Regions from separate parts of the Homo sapiens genome. Here region 2 is linked to region 1. Evidence: read pairs that join two places in POLR2A ChIA-PET (ENCODE). Cell type or tissue: HepG2. All regions are shown on one strand.

Region 1 (8,000 bases):
GTGAGAGATCCTCCTTGTAGAGCACCTGCCTTCACTGCAGGATCAGGCTTTCATAGTGTTTATTGTATGCATGCTAAAGCCATAAGCATTTTAACTAAATCAATCTTAGGATCAAATATTTTAACTAACTAAAAAGAGACAGATGGGTATATACATCCAAAAGAGAAAAAATCAAATTCTCTGGGCCCCTGCAAAAGACTCTCCAGAGCAGAAAAAAAGTACAGCCCTTTTCTTGGCTCTCAGCTACAGAGTCACCAAGGCCTGCCTAATTGTCAGAAGGAAAGCAACATTCTCCAGCCCTGCCTAGCACTCCTTTAACAGGGCAGGACCTGAGAAGATGGAAGAAATCCAAGACTTAAGCATCAGAAGACCTGCCTATAAGAAAGACCAAGCACAGGACCAGGTTTCTTCACCCATAAAAATGGGGACAATACCACTTGCCCTGCATTGTAACAGGGCTATTGTGAGACTCTGTTGGAAAAACAGCTATGTAATTGTAAAATACAAACTGCAGAGAACACACAAATTGACTGGGTATGTTGAATCTGATTTTTAAAAGTAGTAGTTTTAAGAGCAAGTAAAGCTCCTCCTGTGTTCTGGGGATACAGAGAGGCTGGAAAGGATGCAAGAGTTCCTAGTTGCATAGAAAGTTTCTCTCCAAACTCTTTTGCAGATCCCAGTCTATATGAACCACCTCTTTGCAAAAACAAGTCCCTGACTGAGTCAAAGACAAAACCCCAGGTAGACCCAAGGGGAAAACCTACCACAACAATAGTGCTAGAACCTCCAGGTTTCCACAAACCTTAGGCATTCACAGCACCTAGGGTCTCTCTGAGACTTTCCTCCCTGGAATTCACTATTATTGTGACAACAGAAACCAGTTTCTAAACTGAGCATGAGTAGGCCTAAGTGGTATAATCAGCATAGCCAGGCCTCTGAAATATATGTTGTGTGAAGAATTGTCTCCAAAAGCTCAAGTCATGGGGTGGTCCTGAGGAAGGCTAGAATGCCTTTTACTTCAGGCGAAAAACAAAAAACAAAAAAAAAAAAACCTTCCTAATAGCCAGCCAATGTCTACATTCAAAATTTCATCCCTTTAGCTTATGTCTAAAATATAGAACACCCACTCTCCAAAAAATATTCATCTTATGTCAGGCACTCATATTTTGGAGTGAAAAAAGACATATTATCAGTTATAAATAGGAATGTCACAGGGACAGGAAGAGATGATAATTAGGTCTACTTCACAGTTCAATCTACATTTGCCCACTAGTCTTTCCCTTCATAGCCCAATAAGAACCAAGCTTTCAGCCAGGTCTCAAAGGTCAAGGAGACTCTCTATGGAGAGACAGGATTAATAGGCAAAAAGGATCTATCTAGAAAGCAACAGCCAGGTATCCTACTTACACATGGGCAACCCTGGCCTCATTTGGAAACCAGACCTCTTGGAACATCTGGAACTTAAAAGGGTATTGCCCAATAAAGGGTCTACCACCAAAGCCAGCTTCTGGATCCATCCATGAAACTCCCCAGCCACCATGACCTATATTTCCTTTTCTGACTTGTATCAGCAGGTGCCCACTGAGCCATTCCCTCATTTGAACTTGCTTATGCTCAGAAACAACTCATCTATAAACTCTCCCCACACTGCAGGTCACAGCTTTGGGCAGATCACAGCCAAAGGGTGAGAGAAATGGGAAAAGAGAACTGATCTCGTAAGCCTTATGTAAAATGACTGGATTTTAATAGAGTTCCTTGATGGGTACAGTGGCTCACACCTGTAATCCCAGCACTTTGGGAGGGATCCCTGCACAACACAGAGAGACAGTGTCTGTTCAAAAAATTAAAAATAGAAAGAAAAAAAAAGTTAGCCAGGCCCAGTGGCTCTTGTGTTTAGTCCCAGCTACCGGGAGGCTGAGGCAGGAGGATCACTTGAACCCAGGAGTTTGAGGCTGTAGTGAGCTGTGATCACACTACTGCATTCCAGCTTGGACGACAGATCAAGACCCTGTCTCAAAAAAACAAAACAAAACATAAAAGTGTTCCTTTCTACTGCAAAAGTATACCAGGGCTCCTGCTGCCTGATAAGCCTTCACAACTGCATAGGAAAAACCATGACAGATCAAAAGTAGCATGGTTTCCCTAGCAAGCAGACTCAGGGAAAAAAAAAAAAAAACAAAAAAAAAAACCTGTAGCATGGAATTCCCACCCTCATCAGTCAGAAGAAACAGAATAAGTCAACAAGTGGTCCCAGGAATTATATCATGTCTATGTCAAGAAAAGGCCATTTAACACCCTAGTTGTAAATAGGATTCCATCTAAGAAACCGCCTGGATATTTCAAATGCGCACAGCAAAGAGACAAGACTACCTAAGGGAAGGGTGGGACTAGGGTTCCCACGGTTGTTGGAATAGGCACACCTGAACACCAGGCTTTCAGGCAACAGAGGTGGCCCAGCCTTAACTTTCCCTTTCCAACATAAGTGGCCCCAACCTCCCCCATGCTGCTCAGTACTAAAACCGAATAGGAGCAATGAACTTATCATCTCACCAGGCCATTCTTCCAGACAAGTAGGCCTAAGATGGGGTCTTTCCTTGCTGATCTAAAAGGTCAAGTTGCCCCAAAGGCTTCTTCTTACTGCCAACAAAAAAAATCCTGAGTGCGGGGGATGAGGAAAGTTGTTCAGGAAAGATACAGGCATTTGCCATGACTACTGACCAGAAAGAACTTCTTGAACTACTTGGAACAGGCAGTGCCATGTGTGAATCCTCCATGAACCTCACATGTACAAACCTAGATTTCAACTTGCCCACTTCGGGCCACTCAGTCCTGAGCCAAAGCCTCCAGCCCAGTCCAGCCCGCAGCAAGGCCTTACCTGCTGCAGTGGACTCCTCAGAGTTGGCCCCCGAGCTGGTTCCTGTCGCCTTCTCACTGTGACTATGGCTGAGGCTCTGGCCCTGGTGCAGGAGGAGTCCCCAGAGGAGCCACAGGGCAAGACGGACGCATACATCCATGACTCTAGGTCTCAGTCAACATGCGTCTGATGTGGACACCTCGGGATCCCAGAGGCAAAGCCAGGAGCCCGGGAGTGCAGCCGACGGTCTCCAGGCAAGATGCCCTCGCGGCTCCGCAGCTGTCCAGCCACCCGCGAGCCTGCCCCCTCCAACAGCCAAAGGTCAAGTGCTCCAAGTTTGGGTGCGGGAGGAGGGCTGGCTCCTCAGGTCCAACAGTGGGTCCGCCGGGGCTGCGGCGGCCTGAGCTCGTGCCGCTTCCGGAGACTTCGGGCAGGGTGGCTGCGGGGCTGCTGTCAGCTCCGCAGATTACTACACCCCTGCGGAAGGGGGCGGCCGGAGTCTCCGCGGGCACAGAAGTGGAGGAGGAAGAGAAGAGAAGAGAAGAGAGGCGAGAAGGGGGCACCTGACCTCGCCCTGCCGAAGAGCGGCGAGCAGCAGAAGCTGGGGAGGGCGTGCGACCCGCAGGGTCCTGAGGGCGCGGGCGTCTCCGGGATCCTGGGCCTCCTAGGCCGAGGTCAGCGCCCCCGCCCAGTCCCGTGCCCAGGCGGCTGGCGGTGCCCAGGTCCAGCAGGCGGACGCACACCGGCCAGGCCCAGGACAGCGGCTTCCAGGCGGGCGGGCGGCGCGGGGCGGGCCCGGGGCGGGCGGGGGCGTGCGTCTCCGCGCCCGCCCCGCGCCGCCCGGTCCCCAGCGAAGCCCGGGCCAGCCCCAGCGCCCAGCTGGATCCCGGAATAACCGGTGAAGACGGCTCCCCGGAATCCCCGCCCCTAGCGGGCTCTCCCGGACCCCCGGCCCGCGCTAGTCTTTGCCAGGATCCCGCGCAAAGGATCAAGTCCCAGCTTCCCTTTCCCCACCGAGAGTCTCCAGCGCCAACCGCGGGCCGTCGGGCGGGTCCCTGACCCGCAGTTACTCAGGTAACTCAGGCCTGCGGCGGCGGCGACAGCAGCTGCCCTGCCCCGATCTCCGGGCCTTGGTGCTGCTCCACTCGCCTCAGTTCTAGAGCTGTCTAAACAGAGGCCCAGGACACGACGTTAGCCTCCCAGGAGCTGCCTGAGGCGACAACAGCCTGACCCGGCTCGGCCCGGGGGCGAGCTCCCAGCCCCCAACTCCCGGCCAGTTCCCAGGCTCCGCCCTCGCGCCTCGCCTGACAACCAATCGGCTTCCGCCTCTCTGCGGCTTGGGAACCCGCGCGCTTCGTCGCCCATGCGCAGCGGCCCCTGGTGGGAAAATCAGCAAACTGCAGACAGGACTCGGCGCTCCTGGGAGGGCCTGCTCTTTTGCAGAGGGTTGCCGAGTGAAGCTAAGACCCGCCCCGGGGGAGGCCCACGAGGGCCACTGGGGCCTGCGAGTGTTTTCTGAGGAAATGATGATGCCAGAAAGCAAAATGAAATGTCCAAACCACTCTAGCTAAAATTCCCCTACACATTCCTTGAGTCTGGGCTAAAGGGTGCCATCTGCTTTCCCGACCCCGCCTCCCTTCCCCTCCAAGCTAAGTGGGATGCCCTCCCTTAGCTCTCACAGCCCTTTTTCCTACCTGCCCTCAAGCTCTCAGCCCTTTAAGGTTTTTCGGTGGGGCCTGTAAATGCTTCCTCCCTGCATCTCATTCTCCCAGCTACCTCTCTGGTGGAGGAGGTGTCAGCGACTTGAGAATGAGTGCGCCAAAGAAGACAGAGCCACGCCTGAGCCTCCTTCAACAAAGCCTGCACTTCCTGTTCTCTTCTCAAGCGTGCTGTCAGCAGATCTTGACTGAAACCTCTGTGCCCTACCCTGTCCTTGGCACCAGACGCAGGGGAAAGGATCAGGCCCAGTCCCTCCTCTGACTGACAGTGCTAAACCAGCTACCTGTTCTGAGCAAGGCCCCTGAAGACTGGGAACACGAATTTGCCCAACAGCTGCCTGGCTTAAGGGTTAGGCCGTTGATATAAAAATACATGGCTAATGTAACCTACTACCACTCTCCCGGCTCTGTTAAGCTCCTGTCACACTAGCCTTCGTTAAGTTCCTAACCACGTCAAACTCAGCCACCTCACAGCCTTTGTATCTGCTGTTGCTTCTGCATGAAACACTCTCGCCTGCTCCCAGTTCCTCATGTAGCTGGTCTCTTACTCTTCCAGATACAGCTCAATGTGTCTCCTTAGAAACTTTTACTCTGCCCACCCCTTCAAAATCAGTCTGTGGCCAAAATTGGACCATTACATCTGTCTGCCCCTCCCCCAACAGATAGTGATTGCCACTTTTCAGGTCAGAGACTGTGCCTTATTCATCTCTGTGACACTAGGACCCAGCCATAGACCCTGCACATAGTAAGTTCTCTGTAAAAGCTGGATTACATGAGTTAATTCACTTGAACACTCAGATACTAAAAACTAATACCGGAATATTGGAAAATTGACCAGAACAGTTGAAACCCTACCTAGGTTCTCCTAGACCTATTCTCTGAGCCAGGGGTCTTAAATTCAAATGGCAAAATGGGCAGGTAGGTAATTCAATTAAGAAAAGTAGGTAGGAGTAATACGGAGTGGTGGGGACTGTGGAGAGCAGGCAGAAAGATGGGCCTAGTATTGCTGGAGTGTCATTAAGAGAAGATGGGGCTGGGTGCAGTGACTCATATCTCTAATCCCAGCACTCTGGGAGGCCAAAGTGGGAGGATTACTTGAGCCCATGAGTTCAAGACCAGCCTGGGAAACACAGTGGGACCCCCATCTCTACAAAAAAAATTTTTTTAATTAGCCATGAGTGGTATCTGGCTTCTGTGGTCCCAGCTACTCAGCAGGCTGAGGGGGGATGATCGCTTAAATCCAGGAGCTCAAGGCTGCAGTGAGCCATGATCACACCATTGCACTCCAGCCTGGGCAACAGAGCAAGACCCTGTCTCAATTAAAAAAAAAAAAAAAGAGAGAGAGAGAAGATGGAAATCTGGACTTTCATATGACATATCCTTTTTAAAAAAATATTAGCAATTCGTTTAAAAGGATAAAACCTTATATAGGCCACAGAAAACATGTCTGCAGCCCAGATTAATCACTCAGACTGACAGTTGATCATTTCTACCTAAGCCAGCTCTCCTGCCTGTGCACTCATTTGCCTAAGAGAACATGAAAGAAATGAGCAAAGTAAAGCATGTTTAACACAATTTCCTTCAAACTCGACTACAGCATTTCTTTTCACCACCATATGATTTCTTCGGGGTTATGGGTGCTTATCTATTTGGTACAACAAACAGATCTTGGAGGCAGGAAGCCAGGGTCTGTTACCAATTTACACCAAGACCTTAAACCTCTTGGAAGCTGTCGAATTTCCTGTGACGCTAAAATGGTGTCTAAGAACTAACAATAGTTACTATGATGCACCAATTTCAATGGTGGGTGTACACCCAGAAAATGTAAGCAGGGTCTTGAAAATTGTACACCCATGTTCATAACAGCATTATTCACAACAGCCACAAGGTGAAAGCAACCGAAGTTGTTCATGGATAGATGAATGGATAAACAAAATATGGTACATACGTACAATTAAATAGTACACAGCCTTAAGCAAGAAGGAAATCCTGACCATGCTACAACATGGATGAACCTTGAAGACAGCCAGCTAAGTGAAATAAGCCAGTCACAAAAGGATAAACACTGTGATTTCATTTATATGAATGTACCTAAAACAGTCAAATTCATAGAGACAGAAAGTAGAGTAGTGGTTGCCAGAGACTGGGGAGAGGGGAAAGCTGGGAATAGTTTCAATTTTACAAGATGAAAAAAGTTTTGGAGATTGGCTGCACAACAATGCGAATGTACCTAACATGACTAAACTGTACACTTAAAAATGATTAACATGAGGCCGGGCGCGGTGGCTCACGCCTGTAATCCCAGCACTTTAAGAGGCCAAGGCAGGCAGATCACGAGGTCAGGAGATCGAGACCATCCTGGCTAACACGGTGAAATCCTGTCTCTACTAAAAATACAAAAAATTAGCCGGGCATGGTGGCGGGCACCTGTAGTCCCAGCTAATCAGGAGGCTGAGGCAGGAGAATGGCATGAACTTGGAAGGTGGAGCTTGCAGTGAGCCGAGATCGCGCCACTGCACTCCAGCCTGGGCAACAGAGCAAGACTCTGTCTCAAAAAAAAAAAAAAAAAAATTAAGCTGGCAAAATGTATGTTATGTATTTTTTAACCACAATTAAAAATACAAATAAATGACCAGGCGCCGTGGCTCACACCTGTAATCCCAACACTTTGGGAGGCCAAGGCCGGCAGATCACTTGAGGTCAGTGATTTGAAAACAGCCTGGCCAACATGATGAAACCCCGTATCTACTAAGAATACAAAAATTAGCTGGGCGTGGTGGCGTGTGCCTGTAACCCCAGTTACTCAGGAGGCTGAGGCAGGAGAATCACTTGAATCTGGGAGGCAGAGGTTGCAGTGAGCCAAGATCACGCCACCGGACTCCAGCGTGGGTGACAAAGTGAGACTCCATCTCAAAAATAAAATAAAATAACAAATAAATGGTACCTGGGAGCCAAAGCCACAGCCTGGGCAACAGGAAGAAACTTCTGGTGTCTTCTCTGCCTCCAAGATCACGATGTGACACTAGAAAAGTCAGTTCCCCTCTGAATTTCAGTCTCCCCAACTATAAACTGGTCAGCTACCAGATTATTGACCCAGTGCAGCTTTAATATTCTACAAAATAAAAAAATTCTGAAACCTGATCAGAATCTGTGACCCTCATCTCTATAAGCCCCTATGCTTCGTCCTTCTAAAAGTGTGACCCTTGCAAGAACCCAGGTATGTACTAGGGCTCACACCTAAAATCCTAGCACTTTGGGAGGCTGAGATGGGAGGATCACTAGAGCCCAGGAGTTTGAGACCAGCCTAGGCAACATAGTGAGACTCTGTCTCTACAAAAAAATACAAACATTAACTTGGCATGGTGGTGTGTCCCCGTAGTCCCAGCTACTCAGGGGGCTGAGCCAGGAGGATGGCTTGAGCCCAGGAG
Region 2 (8,000 bases), 79 kb before region 1:
TGTCCCAAGCTCTATAACAAAAGTGATCATGAGAGAAGGTTCTGGAGCTAGAATGTGGTGGAAGCTAGAAACACTTCTAGACTTAGCCAAATGGAAAATTGTGGAGGTTTCCTCCTCCAGTGGATGAGCTTATATACATATAAACTTGAGCATTCACCTTGAGAGCTCAAGCAGAGTGAACCCTGGGACTAAGAGTGACATTGAAGGACTGCCATCATCCTCCCTCAATGAACCACTGTGACTTATGGAGAATCAGGTTCTTGTGGCTACAGTAAATACAGAAACCACATTCTGTGAAAGATCCATTTTTAAAAGCCATACTGTGCAACACCAACAGAAGCTAAAAATGGGGCCCGCTAGCAGGCCAATAAGATTCTTTAGTTCTCTACTTGGAACTAAGCCTGACCCCTTTGGATTGAATAAGCCCTTAGAGTTTTTGAATACTTCATAAAGAGAAAGAGGGAAGAAGAACAGCCCCAAGGGAAACATATTAAATTTCCAGATAATTTCACACTCATTCCAGATATTTTATTATTATTATTATTATTATTATTATTGAGATGAAGTCTCGCTCTGTTGCCCAGAATGGAGTGCAGTGGTGTCATCTCGGCTCACTGCAACTTCTGCCTCCTAGGCTCAGGTGGTCCTCCCACCTCAGCCTTCCAAGTAGCTAGGACTACAGATGCATGCCATCACACCCAGCTAATTTTTGTATTTTTTGTAGAGATGGGGTTTTGCCATGTCACCCAGGCTGGTCTTCAACTCCTGGACTCCTCGGCCTCCCAAAGTGATGGGATTACAGACGTGGTCCACTGCACCCAGCTGCAGAGATTAATTTTAATATTGAAAAAAGATCTGATCTTATTTGTACTCCAAGCTAATGAGATATGAGATATGTCATATTCACTGTACTTTAATTTTTCCAAAATACTCTACACCATCCCACCCATTGGGTTCTAATTACCCCTTCTGAAGCCACAAAGAAAAACAAGTTGGTTTTCTCTGCCAAAGAACAGCCTTTCAAGGATATGAAGCCAGTGATTACATTTTCACTTCAGGGCATCCAGTCTTGGCTCCTTCAACCTCTCCTCAAAGGATTGGATTTCAAGGCCACTCTCCATCTCCAGACTATCTATGTTGCCTCTATAGTGCCAAGTCCAGAATGGGCTGCAGCCACTACTAAGGTCACTCTCAGAACATATGAGACTATCATCTCTTCTCATTTTCTATGTTTCTATTCCAGTTATGTGAGCCTAGGAGCCGTCCTTTTTTCAGATACTATATCATACTGGTAACCTTATTATAAGACTCTCTAGTCTACCCTATTCTTTGCAGGCCTGGAGAAGCAAAGGCTGAGCAAAAGGCACGTTGTTCTGCCTTCTTTGGGTCCTGGAACTGTAGGGGTACTGAGATGGCTATCTCATTCCTCCCCACTGCCTATCTCTGGGCCTCTTGCTCCCCAACACCCCTCCTAGTGCTTAGATTGTAAGTCTATGTCATCTTAGTCCTTAATGCACTTGTCCACTAGGACAAGAGAGGCAATGGCTTGACCACAAATTGAGAGATGAAAGGTAGCACAGCTCAGAAGAATGTGGACTCTGCAGTCACACAGCATGGATTCAAATGCTGGTTCTATTACCATGGGGCCCCACACAAGTCACTTAACTTCTCTGTCTTTCAGTTTTCCTCTTTGTAGAATAAGGATAACAAAAGTACCTACTGATGAAAATGTTCTATATCTTGATTGTAGGGGAGAGGTTACGCAGGCATATACTACATTTGTCAGAACTCGAACTGAGCACTTAAAATGAGTATATTATATGTAAATTATATCTCAATAAAGTCCATTTGAAAAGTTAAAAGAATTATAGTAACTACTCATGGATGATTGTGAAGATTAAAAGAATTGTAAATACCTCAAAAAGTTCCAGAAAACTTAGTAAGCATTCAATAAATGTTACCTATGTATAATGTAGTTAGTTCTCAATGATGCACACAATCTCTGTCTTGTGATTGCTGCTAGGGAATAAGGGAGGCATCTGAAGACTCAAAGGCATCCTCAGTTAGCCCAGGTGTGGTATTTTCACAGACATTTAATTACAGACCTGGTTTTCACCAGATAAAATACCATAGTTACAATCCATACTTCTTCCACGCTCCAGCCAAGGTTGCATTTAACACTGGGAAAATCGAACCACAGGAATCATCATCAAAGCCAAAGATGTCCAGTGAAACTGGGAGGAATCTGCTTTCGTTAGTCTTCTTCTGGCTTAGACCATGCAGTTTTCCTGGGCCAACTTTGTTTTTTATTTACTCCTTCACTAAGTCTTCCCAGAATGTCTACTGTGCCCTGATGTCCAGAAACTAGGAAGGTGACAGAAAGAAAAGAAACCAGGTTTCCTGGTTACTTCAGCCTCACCAACTTCACAATCTACAGGCATTACAAACATAAACTGATATCAGAGACAGCAGGGTATAATGAAGAGAGCACCTTGCAGGGAGTTGGAAGACCAGTGTCTAGCCTCACCTGACACTAGTCACCCAACCTTGAACTAGTCCTATGCCCATGGTGGGCCTCAGTTTCCCCATGTATAAAATGAAGGGCTAAGGGTACACAATCTCACAGTCTTTGGCCTTACAATGGTAGAAAAACACGGGTAAGATGACTTGTTTCAGGCTCTCAGCCCTATGAGAAATCTCAGGACAAGCCAAGAGAGCCAATTTAAAAGATGAATTGATTTTGTCTTAGATGCAGAATGCAATGAGGGGAGTGTCTCATTGCTGCAACTGCAGCTGCGAAAAGATGACAGTAATAATCTGTAGAGATCCCTTTCAGCTGCTATTACAGGGAACAGGTTCTTTTCCATTTGCTCACCTTGCACTGCCCCACAGGGCCAAACCTGCAAACCAAGGAGTTAGGATGCCAAGGGTGGCTCATTTCTGGCATTTCCTCCCTACTCATTCCTTGGGTCAAGCCCAGGGACTTAGAAGAGCACTGTGAGGTGAAGGGCAAAGCAGGCAAAGATAACATCTGTGCTCTGTTCTCTCTCAAAGTCAGCTACTGCACTGCATGTTTGAAGGGCTATGGGCCTGGGAGATACACAAAACAGTGAATTATGGAAGAGAAACTTATTTAGTTTATGGAAGTACACAAGATAGTTGTACACAATCATCTACTTTTGATTTGGGCATCAGTGTACCAAGGTACTGATGTAATGAATTGAATTGTTCAATTCTACAATTTTTGAGACTCTAGTCTCCCTCATACCCTGTGCTTGCTAAAGAGAGGTGAAACTAACTCAGCCTCTTGCTCTTAAGAGGTTCAAGATGTGGAGAGTGAAGCAGACAGCTAAGTGAATAAGACTATATAAAAGGCTGTACAAAGTGCTATGGAGGCACAAAGTGGGCATGACAACCTCCAGAGAGAAGAGATCAAACTGGGCCTTCAAGGATGAGGGAACAGAAGGTACAAAGACTCAAGATATGAAAAAGCCTGTCAGCCTTCAGGAAAAGGAAGCAGAGTTGGAACACAAGATGGGTGAGTGTAGCAGCCTTGTTTTATTTGGGACCCCACTTCTCAAATGAGACTGCAAAGTCTCCAGAAGAAAAGAGGAGGAAAAAAAAAAAGAGTGCTGAAAAGCTATTGAAGACACAAAAACATGTTACACTTCCTCTTCCACCATTCCCTGGATTCTGCCTTATACACAGACCCCTCTCCCACCCCGTACACAACCCTGACAACTCTGTGAAAGAAAAAAGTCTCTCCACTCTAATGTCAGTAGCTCCAGAATCTCCAGATGATGAGGCAGGGCTTCTACGGGAAAGAGAGAAAAGAGAATCTTAGGTCCCTGGAAAAGGGACATTAAGTACTAACTTACAAAGATCCAACCAACTTCAGTAGCCACGCAATTTAGAAAGGCTGAGGGAGGCTCTTTCCACCACTCAAGCCAAGCCCCAATGCCTTTTTCATTCAAACTCATTTCTAATGAGCCATCCCCATCTTCCGTCTTCCTGAGAATGCTGTGGGAACTGGATTAAGAAAAGCAGCCCACCAAATTTAGAGCTAACTTACTCTTTAAAAATGACTCCAATTATAGTTATAATGTTGCCTCACATTAGACACAAAAATACATTGTAGACGGCGGGCGGCGGGGAAGAGAGAGAGACTCTAGGTTATCTACCAAACAGGATATATTCCTGAGCCTCAGCCATGTTGAGAATCCTTAGATTACTGACACAGGGAGGCAAGGCAAATAAGTCAAGGTAGACAAGGCCAAAGAGGCCATGGAAACAAGATGACATGCAAGATCTGAAGTCTGTAACTACATTGGGAAACAGCTGGATGAGAGAGGGAAACATGGACTTTAGAGTTGGACCTAAACTCTAACCCCAAACCACTACTTACTTGTTTACTTAGTTCACTAAACTTCAGTCTCCTCATCTGTAAATTAGAATAAAAGTACTTACTTTAGAGCATTACAGGGAGTATTAAATGAAATAAAGAATACAAATCACACAGCCTGAGGCACACAGTCCATGTTTCAATAACCTAACTTCCCTTCCCTTTAACCAGGGCCACAATGTTGCACTGTTGCACAATTGGGGAAACGTGGTCCCATTCACAACACAGCCCATGTGAACAACACACCTAGGACTTAGGCAATTTACAGTCCAAGATAGCCAGCCGCTAAGACTTTTGTCTATAAGCAGTATCAGAATCCAGAAAAACACAGCTAAAATACCACCTTAGGTGTACTCAAGACAATGGATGGGTGTGAGAACACATGATCAATTGTAATAAATATGAGACACCAAGGACACAAAGCTCTGAAAACAGAGGCAACTTCACCTCAGCCAAAAAGCTCCTTCTATGTTTTCTACTGGGGACAAAAGCCAATCTCTGGACCCCAATAACCTCAACTCTGTAGAGGAGCCTGTCTTAGTCCATTCAAGCTGCTATGACAAAAATACCATAGACAGGGCAGCTTAAACAACAAACTCATTTTTCACAATTCTAGAGGCTAGGAAGTCCAAGACCAAGGTGCCAGCAGATTCAGTGTCTGGCGAGGGCCCGCTTACTGGTTCATAGATGGCTGTCTCCTTTCTGTGTCCTCCCACTGCAGAAGGGGCAAGAGAGATCTCTAGGGTCTCTTTTCTTTTCTTTTTTTTTTTTTTTTTTTTCCTTTGAGACAGAGTCTTGCACTCTTGCCCAGGCTGGAGTGCAGTGGAGCGATCTCGGCTTACTGCAAGCTCCACCTCCTGGATTCATGCCATTCTCCTGCCTCAGACTCCCAAGTAGCTGGGACTACAGGTGCCCGCCACCACGCCCGGCTGATTTTTTGTAATTTTAATAGAGACGGGGCTTCACTCTGTTAACCCTGATGGTCTCGATCTCCTGACCTCGTGATCCACCCGCCTCAGCCTCCCAAAGTGCTGGGATTACAGGCGTGAGCCACCACACCCAGCCCTCTGGGGTCTCTTTTCTAAGGGCACTAATTCCATTCAAGAGGGCTCTGTCCTAATGACCTAATCACCCACCAAAGGCCCTGTGTCTGTTGTACCAAACCCTGTTAACTTCCATAGGGAAGGCAGCAGGTTTAAGAGGCCAAAGAAGAGACCTAGAGCCAGCAAACAAGACACAGGGTTTTATTAGGGGCTTACATACACGGAAGAGAGTCCAGTGGTGGTGGGCTGGACAAGAGAACTGCCTTATGTACAGATATGGTCCAGTAGTGGCGGGCTGAACAAGGTATCTGCCTTACATACAGTCCAGTCGCAGCAGGCTGGACAGGAAAACCACACAGCCCAGGAGCAACAGGCCGGGCAGGAAAATCGCAACCGCTTGTAAACAGCGTGCAATTTACATAGCATTTTCACTTAACACCCTCCTCTTAATGGCCTCATCTGGCAGCCTTCATTCAACTCAAAACCCAGGGCCTCAATCCCCTGTATGGCCCGTGTTCCACAGGGTAGGCTAGGGCTCAGATATTACTTATAGAAAAGGAACGAAATCTCTGGATTGGCCACTCCCAGATTCCCTAGCTTGGAACATGCATTCAGGTGTGTCTGCCATACAGTGTCATTCTAAGGGAATGCTTGTTATTGCTCTCAGGTCCATTTACCCTACAACCTCCTAATACCATCACATTAGGGGTTAGGATTTTAATGTATGAAATGTAGAGGGACACAAACATTCAGTCTATAGCAGATCCCCATTTATCATGGATCTGGTAAGTGTGAAGCCAGGGATAAGAACACTGCAGGTTTTCATCTGAGGTCCATGTCCTGTCGGCTTGACAGATGGACCAAACACTCAAGGGCAGGCAGTTTTTCTAAAGGTGTTAAGTCCTATCACATGGGACCCAAAAAACTGAGTCCAAGATCTAGGGTGAACTTAGCACCCTGGTTACCAAGGAGTGACATCACTACTCCTTACTGAGTTTATCCAGGGCAGGTAAGGACCACGTCTTATTGTTTTTTATGTTCCCAGAACCTAGCACACTGCATGATATAACCCAGCAGTTGTAAATGATTGCTGAATAAATGAACTGACATGGACATGGCTTTATCCTTATTGCCTGGCCTGTAAGCCTTTGCATACTCTTCCAGCTGCCTAGCATTACCTTTCTTAACCCTTACTTATTTTCTCTCAATTTTCAGATCCAACTTAAATGTCACCTCCTCAGCTAATGTCAGGTCTTTCCTAACACCCTAAACAATATTAAGTTCCTCTGATATATGCACCCTCCCATCACATCCCTTATTTGCACTTCATGACATTCATCAGACTTCATTATGATTATTTTGTTCATTTTTGCCTTCCCTACTACACTGCAAGCTCTAGGAGAGCAGGAACCATATCTATCTTGTTCATTATTCTGATTAGCAGGGCCTAGTACAGTACCTGGCAGAGAGGCAGTGTCCTGTATGTTAAAAGAATGATTGAATACATGAATGAATGACAGAGCTCCAGCCCAAAATGATTCTGGAGTAAATGGAGATTCAAAACTGTCTGCTCGGCCCTAAGGTAGCCACAGTTACTTTTTTACTAGAACCTTAATAGAGCCTCCAAATGCCCATGCATGGAAGATGACAGCAGATCTGGCAAACAATAGAATGAAAAACAATTTGTATGATAGGAAGTAGGAAGAGATAAAATGGGATGAAGCAGGAACCCTAATTCTGAATGCCTTGTACGCCAAGCTAAGAAATATGGTTGATTAACCTGCAGGACAGCCACTATCTGACTTGGGTTCACTAAGGTCACATGGACCTGTACAGTAGGCACCATCCTGCTACACTGAGCTCCCTTTGTTGCCCACAGCCTGATAGGCCTTATTCCCCTCCCTTCATGTTTGCCCCCATTTTCCTGAGCTATATGAGATAATTCAATAATACAAGTGTCCCCAAAGATAGCATGGTTAAATTATCCTAGCCCAATTTTACTATAGAAAGTTATAAACAGGGAAGCTGTCATTTTCGAAAGACAAAGTCAGAAGGCCTGGATTTTAGTCTTGCCAGCTGTGTAACATTAGGTTACTAAGTCAATCTTCCTGAGTTTTAGTCATCTCCTCTGTAAAATGAGAATATCTATCTCACAAGGTTCAGGGAAGATTGTGGTAAACACATGCAAAGTGCCTAGTACAGTGCCTTACATATAGTGAAGGTCAAATACATGTTTGGGTTTTTTTTCAATCCCATCCAGGGCAAACTGGAATTACTTCCTCCTAAATGCTAAGCATTTCCACTTGACCTGATGCAGCACAGACACCCATGAGGCCAGAGGCTACTCATATATATACACCTGGGCCTGCATTACCTCCTAAAAGGGGATGGGCAGATTGCCCTGTTTCCATTCTCTGTCCAGTTGTCCGGGCACTGAAGAAATTACCAGCAAGCAGGCTGCTGGAAGTAGAAAGGTGGGGGAAGAGCTGAGGCTCTCCCAGAACTTCAGATCTATTAATAGACCAGTCACGTGTCCAGAGAGGCACAGGACTGTT

What was found. ChIA-PET counts read pairs that join two places held together with the same protein. Peaks named below come from ENCODE experiments on the same cell type or tissue, not always from the same donor. Only the 100,000 strongest peaks of a DNase experiment are listed, where the experiment ranks them.
Region 2: POLR2A ChIA-PET joins it to region 1 with 14 read pairs; 15 of 35 experiments call an interaction of 5 or more read pairs at or near these places.

What each region holds. Positions count from the first base shown.
Region 1 is chr11:3,851,285-3,859,284 of GRCh38, reverse strand. STIM1 (stromal interaction molecule 1) reads right to left here and starts at 3,621. Exons shown (of 13, transcript NM_001382567.1): 1 at 2,876-3,621. The coding sequence starts at 3,014. STIM1-AS1 (STIM1 antisense RNA 1) reads left to right here and starts at 3,707. Exons shown (of 2, transcript NR_183662.1): 1 at 3,707-3,928; 2 at 4,627-4,962. It overlaps MIR4687 (microRNA 4687), which reads right to left and starts at 3,223; the gene lies at 3,144-3,223. RefSeq lists enhancers at 2,706-2,755, 2,766-2,845, 2,996-3,205, 3,421-4,366, 4,576-4,645 and silencers at 3,426-3,585, 3,646-3,705, 4,186-4,235. In HepG2, a CTCF peak has its summit at 4,235 (motif pointing left); DNase peaks (open chromatin) are centred at 1,324 and 4,184; H3K4me3 peaks cover 4,103 bases.
Region 2 is chr11:3,929,848-3,937,847 of GRCh38, reverse strand. All of the region lies in intron 1 of STIM1 (stromal interaction molecule 1), which reads right to left. Among named protein-coding and RNA genes, the nearest start is that of PPIAP40, 40 kb to the right of the region's middle. In HepG2, no CTCF peak of the experiment used is centred here; a DNase peak (open chromatin) is centred at 4,317.